2 separate regions of the Homo sapiens genome follow, and region 1 is linked to region 2. The links are chromatin loops, found by intact Hi-C in ENCODE. Cell type or tissue: heart left ventricle. All regions are shown on one strand. Links, peaks and the distances in the headings refer to the core of each region. The heading gives the core; the rest is flanking DNA. Region 1 overlaps LINC01134 (long intergenic non-protein coding RNA 1134). Region 2 has its middle 120 kb from the start of MIR4689.

Region 1 (5,364 bases), core at 182-5,181, 1.8 Mb before region 2:
GGGGAGTGGGAATTAAACTGGTGCCGGCCGTTAGGTCCACCCAGCAGATCTACCCGGCAGGCACAGCACCGCGGTCCGGAGAGCGCCAGTGCCTGTCACCAGGAGCAGAGTGAACCCCTCGTGGGTGCCAGCTCCTCCTGCCCCTCCTGAGCCTGACGGGGCTACGGTTTTCAGTGGCTGCGACGCCACAGGACCTGTGAGGAGAGACTGCACCCTGAAGGTCTGGCGGCGAGCGGATCCTAAACAAAGTGAGGCCTAGGAGCGCCGTCCTGAAGGCACTGCTCTCCCCAGGGCCAGCTCCTGGCTATGGGGTCAGACAGGTCGCTGGGTCCTCACAGCCAGCGCAAACACAGATCCAGGCGTGGTCGTCCCGTGTCCAGGGAGCTGCTACCTTGTGCTGCTGGGACCTGGCATCGAGTAGGTACAGCCAAGCCCACAGGAACGGAGCCGTGGCTTCCAGGGTCGTGCAACCCTGGCCTGCCCTGGGCTGGCTGAGGGGCCCACCACCCTGGGCTGGCACTTGGGCTCCCCTCAAGCAGACTGCCTGTCTGCAGCCTCATCTCCTGAGAGCGGAGCCTCAGCCAGCCTAGGTGCAGGTCACCCTCACACGTGGCCGCACCAAGGCCACCTCACAATCACAGCCATGCCACATGCTGAGCCCCCGAGATGTGCAGGCCACATGCCAGCTGGCTGCTTCTGTTGTGTTTCTGCGGGAGCTGCATGAGGCTGAAGGAGAGACCCGGGCAGAGAGAGGCTGAGCCTCTTGCTCTTGGAGGCAGACGCGGGTTTCGGTGCTGCCCCCCTCTGACACCCTGGTCGACATTTCTGTTCCTGCCTCAGGCCTCCTCCTTGAACCTGCCTCTGACCTCACCAGGAGTGGGTTTGTCTGGCGACCAGACCCTGGTGGCCTTCTGCTGAAGCCTCTGCAATCGTTCCGCACTGGGGGCTCGGTGACCGCAGGTGGACCCTGCTCTGTGGGAAGCAGCCTGGGGGCTACGGGAGGCAGTGAGAGGGTCACCCCATCTCTCTGGAGTTTGACACAGTCTCCCATCTGGCCTCAACTGTACTGACCCCTGACCTCTGACCTTCAAGCCCCCAGGCCCAGTCGAACTGGTACCTTAAAAGGACACGGCCTGTTGGTGTCTGGGTGAGGCCACTGGGTCGATGTGGATGGAGGGTGGCTGGATGTGCTTTCTGGGGGTCCTCTGGACACAGGGGGTGCTGTAATCCCCTCCCCTTCCTGGAGACCTGGCGGACACGCCTCCTCCCAGGGACGCCCAGGCAGGCCAAGCCCAGGTCCACAGGTCGCCCTCTGTCTTCCAAGCATTTGAAAGACACTGACAGATGATAATACCTTTTTTTTTTTTTTTTCCATTTAGGGAAAGGCCTGAAAGTAAAATTGTATCAACATTAGGTTTGGCTAATGTTGCCATTAGGCAAACCTAATTTTAATGAAGCCAGGAGGTTCTCGTTTTGGGCCTTGACTGGACAGGTTTGAGCTAGAAACCACTTGAAGTATTGATCATCCATCTGATCATCAAGTTTTTTTTTTTTTTTGAGTTGGAGTCTCACTCTGTTGCTCACGCTGGAGTGCAGTGGCACGATCTCAGCTCCCTGCAACCTCCACCTCCCGGGTTCTCCTGCCTCAGCCTTCCAAGTAGCTGGGATTATAAGCGTGTGCCACCATGCCTGGCTACTTTTTTATATTTTCGGTTGAGATGGGGTTTCACCGCGTGGCCAGGCTGGTCTCAAACTCCTGACCTCAAGTGATCCGCCTGCCTCGGCCTCCCAAAGTGCTGGGATTACAGGCGTGAGCCGCCACTCCCAGCTTGTTCATCCAGTTTTTATTGAGCATCTATTATGTGCCGATATTGAGGTAGACTCTGGGAGTCACAGCAGTGAATGCAGCTGCCTGGATGCCTCGTGAGGGCCGGAGCCTCACTGGGGAGATGGACATGAACAGCAAATGCACAGCGAGGTTGGTCCCCGCACCTGAGACCACACTGAGGCTGAAGGAGGGGCTGGCAGTGCTAGGGCAGGGCTGCGGCTCTCAGCATCCTGATGTGAAATTGTCTCCGGCAGGAAAGCCAGGGGTCTGTGCGGGGATGCTGCAGGACACGAGAACCAGCCAAGACCTATGGCCCCTGCAGCCACCGAGGGCTCGAGAGCGCCCCTGTGGACTTGGCTGGGCCCTTCATGGTGACATCCAGGAATGCGGCTGAGCGCGGGTGTTGACCTCGCTGTTTGCTGGAATGTTTGGGTTCTTGGACCATGTCAGTGACGGCTGTGTCACCATGGCCTTGCTATCCCCAGGAAAACCTAACATGCACCCCGCGCCTGTCCTCTGGGACTCCCATCCTCCTCCTTTGTCTGACCCCTGAGAGGCTTACCGTTTCCCCAGGGCAGCCCCGGCTGTGGCCCTCGGCCCTGCTCCAGGCGGCCATGTCAGTGTCCTCCCTCGGCGCTCCCAACACCCTACCTGGCTCTGCGATGGCCACCCTGGACTCCTAAACACCCCAGAAAGGGAAGAGATTTAAGAGGAACCTTGATTCCTGCCATTCTGCGCAGTCGTGGGTCCCTCCTCCACCTGGGGCCCTCAAGGGGATTTCTGTCCGCACTCCCAGCCAGCGACCCCTCCCAGTTCCTGCAGCTGGAGCGGCCCTCTCTCCTGAACATTCGGGCACCTGCGTCTGTCACTGCAGCCAGAGGGCTGGAGTGTCTTCGGTCAACTCGCCATCCCTGCCACGGCTGGAGGCCACATGTCCCAGAACCTACCTTGCTGGGATGGGGGTTGGGGTGGCAGAGGCTGAACGCGTGTGAGGTTTGGGGGAGGACAAGCGGAGCGGGGATGTGTGGGAGGTCCTGGTGTCCACCGTGAGGATGGTCACACCCCATAGCTTTGTTGATGCTGTGGCTGTAGCAGGCCCAGTGGCTCCGCTGAGCCTCCCTAGCACCAGTGCCCAGTGAAGTGTGGGGGGCTGGACATAGGTGGCCTCAGTTCCTGGGACTCCCCCAAAGCTCTGGTTTCCCCCCTGCTCCCAGGCTTCAGGTGGACGAGTTAGTGACCACCCCCACTCCAGACCTCCCTCCCCTAGCCACCCCCACAGTTATAAAAACCTTCATTCTCATATGGAACCCCCTTTCCTGAAATCCGTAGAGTGACTGACTGCTTTCTTGAGTGAATCTGGACTGGGCCACATGATGATCGCTGTACAGAGCAGCTGAGCTCCTCTGTCTCAGCCTCCCTGAGTTCACAGCAGGCTCTGGGCATCATCTCCGTGTCATCCTAAGGCCACGGGCGGGGTTCCCACCAAACAGGAGAGCAGCTCTCCCGAGATGAAGCCTTCTGATAGCCCTAGAACCAAGAGGAACCGTGTGGGGTTGGGTGGGGTGTTTACTGTGCACTCCTGATGTTCCCTCCCAGTGAAGGACACCCACCTGGGACACTGTGGCCCCTGGCCCTCCCTCCCTCCCCTCGGTGGCAGAGAGAACTTCCTGGTGGGTGACAGCCCATGGTCCACCCTTGCCAGGTGGATTCAGGCAAAATACGCCAGGCTGTGTGCTGAAGGCATCCCATCTCTTCCTCGTCCCCTCTCGGCTGGATCGGGGTGGGGCAGCGGGTGGTGAGTGTGTCTGTCCTGCCAGTTCAGCCTCCAACTGGTCTGCTGTGGGGCAGGAGCCCACCTGGCTCTCCTGCAGAGCTGCATGGCCTGCCTTGCCTCACCCGTGACAACAGAGACTTTGGTTCTCCATCTGCAGACGCATTTGTCTTGTTTCTTATTCGGTCCAGAACTCGGGTGGGAAGAAGGGTGATGTTATTTGGGTCCCCTCAAGACCTTGACAACAGATAGTTTTTAATATCACATTTTAAAGCCGCCAACTTTCTCTCCTCCACTTTGGTATTTCCCTGATTTTTAAACAGAATGTCGGCTCTGGAGGCAGAAAGCTTGGGCTTGGATCTGGGCCCTGCCACGCAGTAGCTATGTGGCCAGGGAATACATAGCTTCCGGATCTCCGATCCCTACAGTAAAGTACAGATAAAAATACTTTTCATTGATGTGTTTGAAATCGAATGAGATAGTTAATGAATGAGTAAGTGCTCTGCAAACTCCAGAGCGGGGTGCGCGTTCTGATCTGTTTCATAGAATCTGACACGTACCCTTTCCCACCCCAGCGTCTCTGAATTGGGATGCATCTGACAGCAAGTGTGGCATCCGGGCTGCAGTTGCCGTTGTCTGCTCACATGTGAATTAAAAAAACAATCTCAGCATATGAAATCTCTAATCGCGTATGAACTTGGTGGTTATTCCTGGTGCCGTGTGGATAACTGCAGCCTCAACACCCCAGTCCACAAACCACGTACGGACCAACTGAGGAAGGAGTAGGGGTTCTTGTTGTTGCAGAAAACCCTCCCTCAACTTGCTCTAGAAGATACCAGCATTCATACTTGGAGTGGGCATCAGCAGCTTGGAAGACACAGCAGTGGGCCCCTCTTAGCAGGAGTGCCCCATCTCATGGCTCCCGACGACGACCCAGAGGGTGATGCTGCGTAGGGGCTCACGGACATTGGCACTCTAAGTCAGAGATGCTCAGGTGAAGGGGGCTCTGATGGTGAGGACATTCAGAAATAACAGAGATTGGCTGGGTACGGTGGCTCACACCTGTAATCCCAGCACTTTGGGAGGGAAGCCGAGGCAGGTGGATCACTGGAGGTCAGCCTGGCCAACATGGTGAAACCCCGTCTCTACTAAAAATACAAAAATTAGCTGGGCGTGGCGGCATGTGTCTGTAATCCCAGTTACTCGGGAGGCTGAGGCAGGAGAATTGCTTGAACCTGGGAGGCAGAGGTTGCAGTGAGCCAAGAGTGCGCCACTGCACTCCAGCCTGGGCAACAGAGCGAGACTCTTTGTCTCAAAAAAGAAAAAAAAAAGAAACAACAGAGACTTATTTTACTTATGTTTTCCTCTTTTCTGTGTGTATAATGAGAGAAATTAGGATGCCAAAAAAAAAAGAAAAGAAAAGAAAAGAAAAACCAAGGCCTTCTAAGTCTATAAAAATTTTTTAAGTAATTTTTTTTTTTTTTAAGAGACAGGGTCTTGCTCTGTAGCCCAGGCTGGGGTGCAGCAGTGCAATCCCAGCTCACTGCAGCCTTGAGCTCCTGGGCTCAAATGATCCTCCCACGTTGGCCTCCCAAAGCATAACACATTTTAAAATAAAATTATAGATAATAAGAAAGCATTGTGTTAAAGTTTAATTGGCAGCATTTTAAATTCTTTCTTACTGAGTTCCAGTTTTAAGCTCAGCTCTGCAGGTAAACAGCGGCACAAACCTGATTGCATTGCCTGGTCCCTCTGAGCCTCGGTT
Region 2 (5,364 bases), core at 125-5,124:
TGCAGCCCTGACGTCCCCGCTCACAGCAGGATGCCCACCACGGCCCCATCAGCCAGGCTCCTGGCCTTCACCAACCACCCAGCCGGGCTGGCTCTGTGACGTCAGCAGCGAAGAAGACACAGTCCCTGAACGTGGAATCACAACTGAGAGGGAGGGACCACTGGCCACGTGGGCTGCCTGTGGCCCCTCAGAGCCCTCAGCACCCGCGGCATTTCCAAGCAAGTCTGGCTATAGCAGTTGGAAGCTATGCTCTGCCTAGCCCATCGCATGACCCCTGGAGGGGCTGCCCCCTCCTCAGCCAACTCAAGGCAGGCTGGCACCTCCCTCCAAGGCTCCTGCCCTCCAAATCCAAGGACACTGCTTCCTGGGAAGGACAGGACCTGCTCATCCCCTCCCCATGGAGGGGGCTTGAGGAGCCAGGTGTCTAGAAGGGGCTGAGGCTTCTCAAAGCTGGCACTGACTCCTCCAGATGAGCTCCCCTCTCTTGCTGCCTCCCCTCAGTGCAGAGGTGCAGGGGTGGTGAGGAGATCACAGGCTCACAGAGAGCCCAGCCGACAGCCCCTTCGTCAGCCCCTGCACATTGCGGATCACATCACGGGTGCAGAACATGAAGCTCTGTTCAGGGAGGCATTCCTCGCCTAGCAGCAAAGGCAAGCCCGTCCCCCAGGTGTGGATGCAGGGTCCTGGGGCAGCCTCCCCGTCTCCCTGCCCATGTGGTCCTAGGCACTGTGCATCCATTTTTGCTACCCACCCTAGCCCTGGGGAAAGGAGACCTGGACCCAGCCAACGACCACCGTCCCCAAGCCCTGAGGTGGCCCAGGCCTGGGTGCTGGACCCCAGCAAGGCTGGTCCCACCCTTCCATGAGATCTGCTGTGTCCACACTACCAGCAAGAAGCTCTGCCCCTTTACAGAAGACATCCAGCTCCAGCCCAGCCACAGGGCTCCAAACACTTTTCTGGAGAAAGTCGGGCCTGCCACGCTCACAGAGCCCAGATCCAGCTCTGAGTGAAGCTGGCTGGGCCTCGACCCTGGGTAACTGGGCCCCAGCGCAGAGTCTCCATGTGCACCTGGGGGGGTGTTCTTTTTTTCTTTCTTTTTCTTTCTTTATTCTTCCCTCCCTCCCTCCCTTCCTCCCTCCCTCCCTTCCTTCTTCCCTCCCTCCCTTCCTTCTTCCCTCCCTCCCTCCCTTCCTCCCTCCCTCCCTTCCTCCCTCCCTCCCTTCCTTCTTCCCTCCCTCCCTCCCTTCCTTCTTCCCTCCCTCCCTCCCTTCCTCCCTCCCTCCCTCCCTTCCTCCCTCCCTCCCTTCCTTCTTCCCTCCCTCCCTTCCTTCCTTCCTCCCTCCCTTCCTTCCTTTCTCTCTTTCTTTCTTCCATGTATTTATTTAATTTTACTCACGCTACTTTGACCCTTTCAACTGAAAAAAGTCCCAGCCAATCCCCACATCCAAGAGCCGGCCCTCCTTCCAGGAGCTCCCAGTGCTGACACGGGGGTAGGCCTGATGCTGACTGCATCTGGAATTCAGAGAAGCCAGAGGTCAGAGTGAGCCCCCAGCTCTGCTTCCAGCTCAGCCCCTCCCTGGACCTCAATTAACCCCAGGCCTGAGCTGAGTTTAGAATCCTGTAGCCTGTCTGAGATTCAGCTTTGATGACCAACTCAAGCCCCCAACACACACGCACGCTCACAGATACAGAGTCACTGGCACAGAGACACACACACGTACACACAAAGAGACACACAGACACACACAGGAAAAGACACACAAACTGAGAAAGCGACACAGATACACACAAACACACAGACACACACAGAAATACACACAGACACACACAAGCACGACACATACACAGATACACAGAAAAAGACATACAGACACACAGACAGACACACAGGAACACAGAGAGACACACACACAGATACACACAGAGACAACACACAGGCACACACACATCTGTGACGCTCTGAAGACTCAGGCAGGGCTGTCCGTCACCCAGCACAGCCTCATCCTGCCAACCAGGCTGGACAGGGCCCCTGAGGCCATTGCGGGGGCAGAGCAAGTTTGCACGGGGAAACCCACGTTCGTTCCCTCATAACGCTGGCTGCAGCATCCCAGGCAAAGGCTTCCCAGGCTGAAGGGGGCTCCGTGCAGGAGGAGGGGCCCCCACATGCCACCCCATGCCCCACTTTCCTCCCTCTCTCTTCCCACCTGCCACCTCCGGCTCCGCGGCAGGGAGTTCTGGTAACAGCTAGACACACGGGCAGAAACCCACAAAAAGACTCACACACGTGTGTGTGTATTCCAAGGAAGAAGTGAAAGCTCTGCTCCCGTTGCCATGGCAACCCCACCCGGAGCTACAGCAAGAGCTTTAATTGGCAGTACTTATTTGGCTGAAACCCCAAGAATAATCAACAGGAGATTAGAAACATTAAAAACCAGCAGGAGCATCCTGGAGAAGACGATGACAGACAGGACGATCCCCCTGAAAACTCTATTGATGACAGTAATGACAATTGTACGGTTTATTGCGTGACCGTGTCACGCCAGCCTGTGCTAAGTTCTTTGCATGTGTTATTTCGTTGGATCCTTCCAACAGCCCTTTGATCATTTCTCCCATTTTGCAGATGGAAAGTTCTCTGAGGCTCAGAGAGGTAAAGGAAGTGGCCCAAGGCCACACAGGATTTAAAGACTGCTTGGAATGACTCCGAACGCCACCTTGGTCATGACGGTCATGAGCACTGAGCTTTGCCTGGGGTCCCCCAGAAGGCACCAGCGTCAGCAACTGGGACCCCTGTAGCTCTTCCAAGGCAGCTGACACCCCCTATGCCCCCAGTGGCTAAAGACCACAGCTCAGCCAGCCAGAGGGCCTGGCCAGGGTTGACCTCCAAGACACCAGCCAATGCCTGCGTCCAGGTTGCTGCCAGCTTTACCCCTCAGAACTCCCGTCCCTGCCGCTCCTCCGGCCACAGCATCCACCCTGCAACCCGCCATGGGCCTGCTGACCCCTGGTGGCAGCCATGGGGCATGGCACCAAGACGTGGACTTAACTCCCAGACCCTAAGGAGGAGGGCGCTGGTCCAGGAGCTCCCCATGCTTGGGAGAGCCCCTGCGAAGGGTTCTGGGGGGGGCCAGAGCCAGGCAGGCAGGGCAGCGTGGCCAGCACCCAGCACCTTTTGCAGGCGCTCAGAAGGGAAGAGGGGGCTCCGGGAAAGGCTGCCCTGTAGTTGCTCCCTTTTCTGCTCAGGCAGCAGCTGACAGGGGAGGCCAGTTAGCACCAGGGATCCTCTGGCCATGACAGTCCTGCCACCAACGACAAGCAAGTGAATGAGGACTGTCCTGCCCAGAGCCCAGCCAATCGGCACTGCAGACAAGGGACGCTGACCTGGACTGGGTCCCTGGCCAGGTCCTAGACCTGGAAGGGCTCTGCCATCCCATTCACAGCCCCCAGGCCACTGATGGCAGCACCTGGACCTTGGACCCTGGACCCTGAGCCCTGGTCTCAATCATGACGTCTGTGCCGGTGCTGTCTGAGCGTGGCTCCCCGGGGAGCCAACATCGCACCAAGTGCCAGGACCTCCGGCTTTGTCTGTTGCATGATTTCTGGGAGCAAACAGCCTGCAGCCGCTGATCAGCAGCCATTGGACAGGCACGGAGCAGACCCCACCACGACGGCAGCAGCAAGTGGGCTTCCCAGGCTTCCCAGGCTTCCCAAACGTGTATCCACTAAACAATTTAAATTGCCTTTTTTTTTAAGCAACTGGCATTTACTCTGTTGGCATCTTATTAAACTTCCCCCTCTTGAGCTCCTCAAATATGCAAGTCACTGTCATTCCAAATAAGGGGACTAACAGTTGAAATGGTGAGGCAGCGGTGTGCACTGTGACCCGCCTTCCCGGGAAAGTCAGAGCACAGAAGCGGGGTGAGGACCGCACCTGCCAAGCTGCCGGTCAGGAGCACACCAGGTGCAGCAGCCGGCTTGCTCCTCTGCCTCCCTGAGCGGCAGCCCAGACCTGAGCCAGCAGAGGAGCTCGGGGTGGATCTGTGCAGGGCTCAGCAGGACCACGCTGCCCACCTGGTGCTGGGGCTGAGTAGTTCCAGTGTGGGGCCAAGGCCCCTGCTGGAGGAAGCCATGGGCCATGATCTTCCACAGGGTTCTAAGACCACATGGGGTAACATCAGCAGGGAACTCTGAGGAGACCAGAGACATCTGAGGAGGCCACTCCCTTACCCAGATGTGAGGAGCCAGGGCCACCTCTGCCACGGGCCTGCCTTTAGGAAGCAGCACTCAGTGACCCAGTGAATTGGATGGGGACCAAGGGCTCCCTCTGCCCCTTCTCACATCCCTAACAGAGAAGTCAGGTAACCTGACACAGCCTGTCCCCTCTCACTGGCCTGTGTGCAATCCAGGGGGCACAGAGAAAGAAGAACCAAAGGCTCTGGGGCTCAGAAAGCTTCAAGCCCCTATGCAGGCCTGGAAGTGCCAAGGCAGAGCCTCTTCTCCAAGCAAGTGCAGAGAAGGCTGTGCAATAGACTGACAGCAGGAAGGGAGGAAGGAGGGGGGAGGAGGGAGGAGGGCAGAAAGGGAGGGAGGAAGAACGGTAGGAGGGAAAGAGGACAAAAGGGAGGGAGGGAGGAGGAGAGGAAGGGAGGAGCAGAGGGAGGGAGGAAGAGAGGGAGGGAGGAGAGGGAGGGAGGAGGAGAGGGAGGAAGGAGAGGGAGAGAGAGGGAGAAAGAGAGGAGGAAGAAGGAGATGGAGGAGGGAGAAAGGAAGGGAGGGAGAAAGGGAGGAGGGAGGGAGGGAAGGAAGGAGGGAGGGAGAGAGAAAGGAGAAAGAGGGAGGAAGGGAGGGAGGAATGGAGGGAGGGAGGAGGGAGGGAGGAGGGAGAAGGGAAAGGGGAGGGAGGCAGGAGGGAGAAAGGAAGGGAGGGAGAAAGGGAGAGGGAGGAGGGAAGCAAATGGGCGTTGGAGTCAGAAGAGCCTGGAGTAAACCTAGCCCTGCTGTCTACAAGTCGTACCACTTTGGGCAGGTTCCTTACCTCTGGCCTCCCTTTCCCCACATGTAAAATGGGCTCGGTAGCAGCTCTTCCCTGGCAGGGCTGTTGGGGAACGAAGCGGGGCTGTGTGACATCAAGTGCTCAGCACAGCGCCTAGCACAGCGCTCAACAGTTACTCCCTTCCTGCTCGGTGTCCATTCAGGGCCCCCCTTTCCCCTCCAGGTGATGCGTGCTCAGCGGGTGAGGCCTGTGAACCCCTGGGGACCTAGAGAGGCCAGACAGTGTTCACAGGACCCCGGAATACTGAGCGAGAGGCTACAGTGTCCTGGAGAGCCAAGGGCCAGGGCCAGAATCACTCGTGCTGGGGAGAGCTC

Evidence for each region. Hi-C counts contacts between places; a loop is a spot of excess contacts. Peaks named below come from ENCODE experiments on the same cell type or tissue, not always from the same donor. Only the 100,000 strongest peaks of a DNase experiment are listed, where the experiment ranks them.
Region 1: it touches region 2 in a loop (9-fold over the local background); 33 of 110 quality-filtered maps call a loop at or near these places.

What each region holds. Positions count from the first base shown.
Region 1 is chr1:3,912,313-3,917,676 of GRCh38, forward strand. LINC01134 (long intergenic non-protein coding RNA 1134) reads left to right here. Exons shown (of 4, transcript NR_024455.1): 3 at 1,380-1,978; 4 at 2,083-3,135. Among named protein-coding and RNA genes, the nearest start is that of LINC01134, 15 kb to the left of the region's middle. In heart left ventricle, for the core only: no CTCF peak of the experiment used is centred there; a DNase peak (open chromatin) is centred at 2,502; H3K27me3 peaks cover 3,063 bases.
Region 2 is chr1:5,742,980-5,748,343 of GRCh38, forward strand. No RefSeq gene overlaps it. Among named protein-coding and RNA genes, the nearest start is that of MIR4689, 120 kb to the right of the region's middle. RefSeq lists enhancers at 1-156, 2,819-3,615. In heart left ventricle, for the core only: a CTCF peak has its summit at 3,012 (motif pointing left); a DNase peak (open chromatin) is centred at 2,992; H3K27me3 peaks cover 2,920 bases.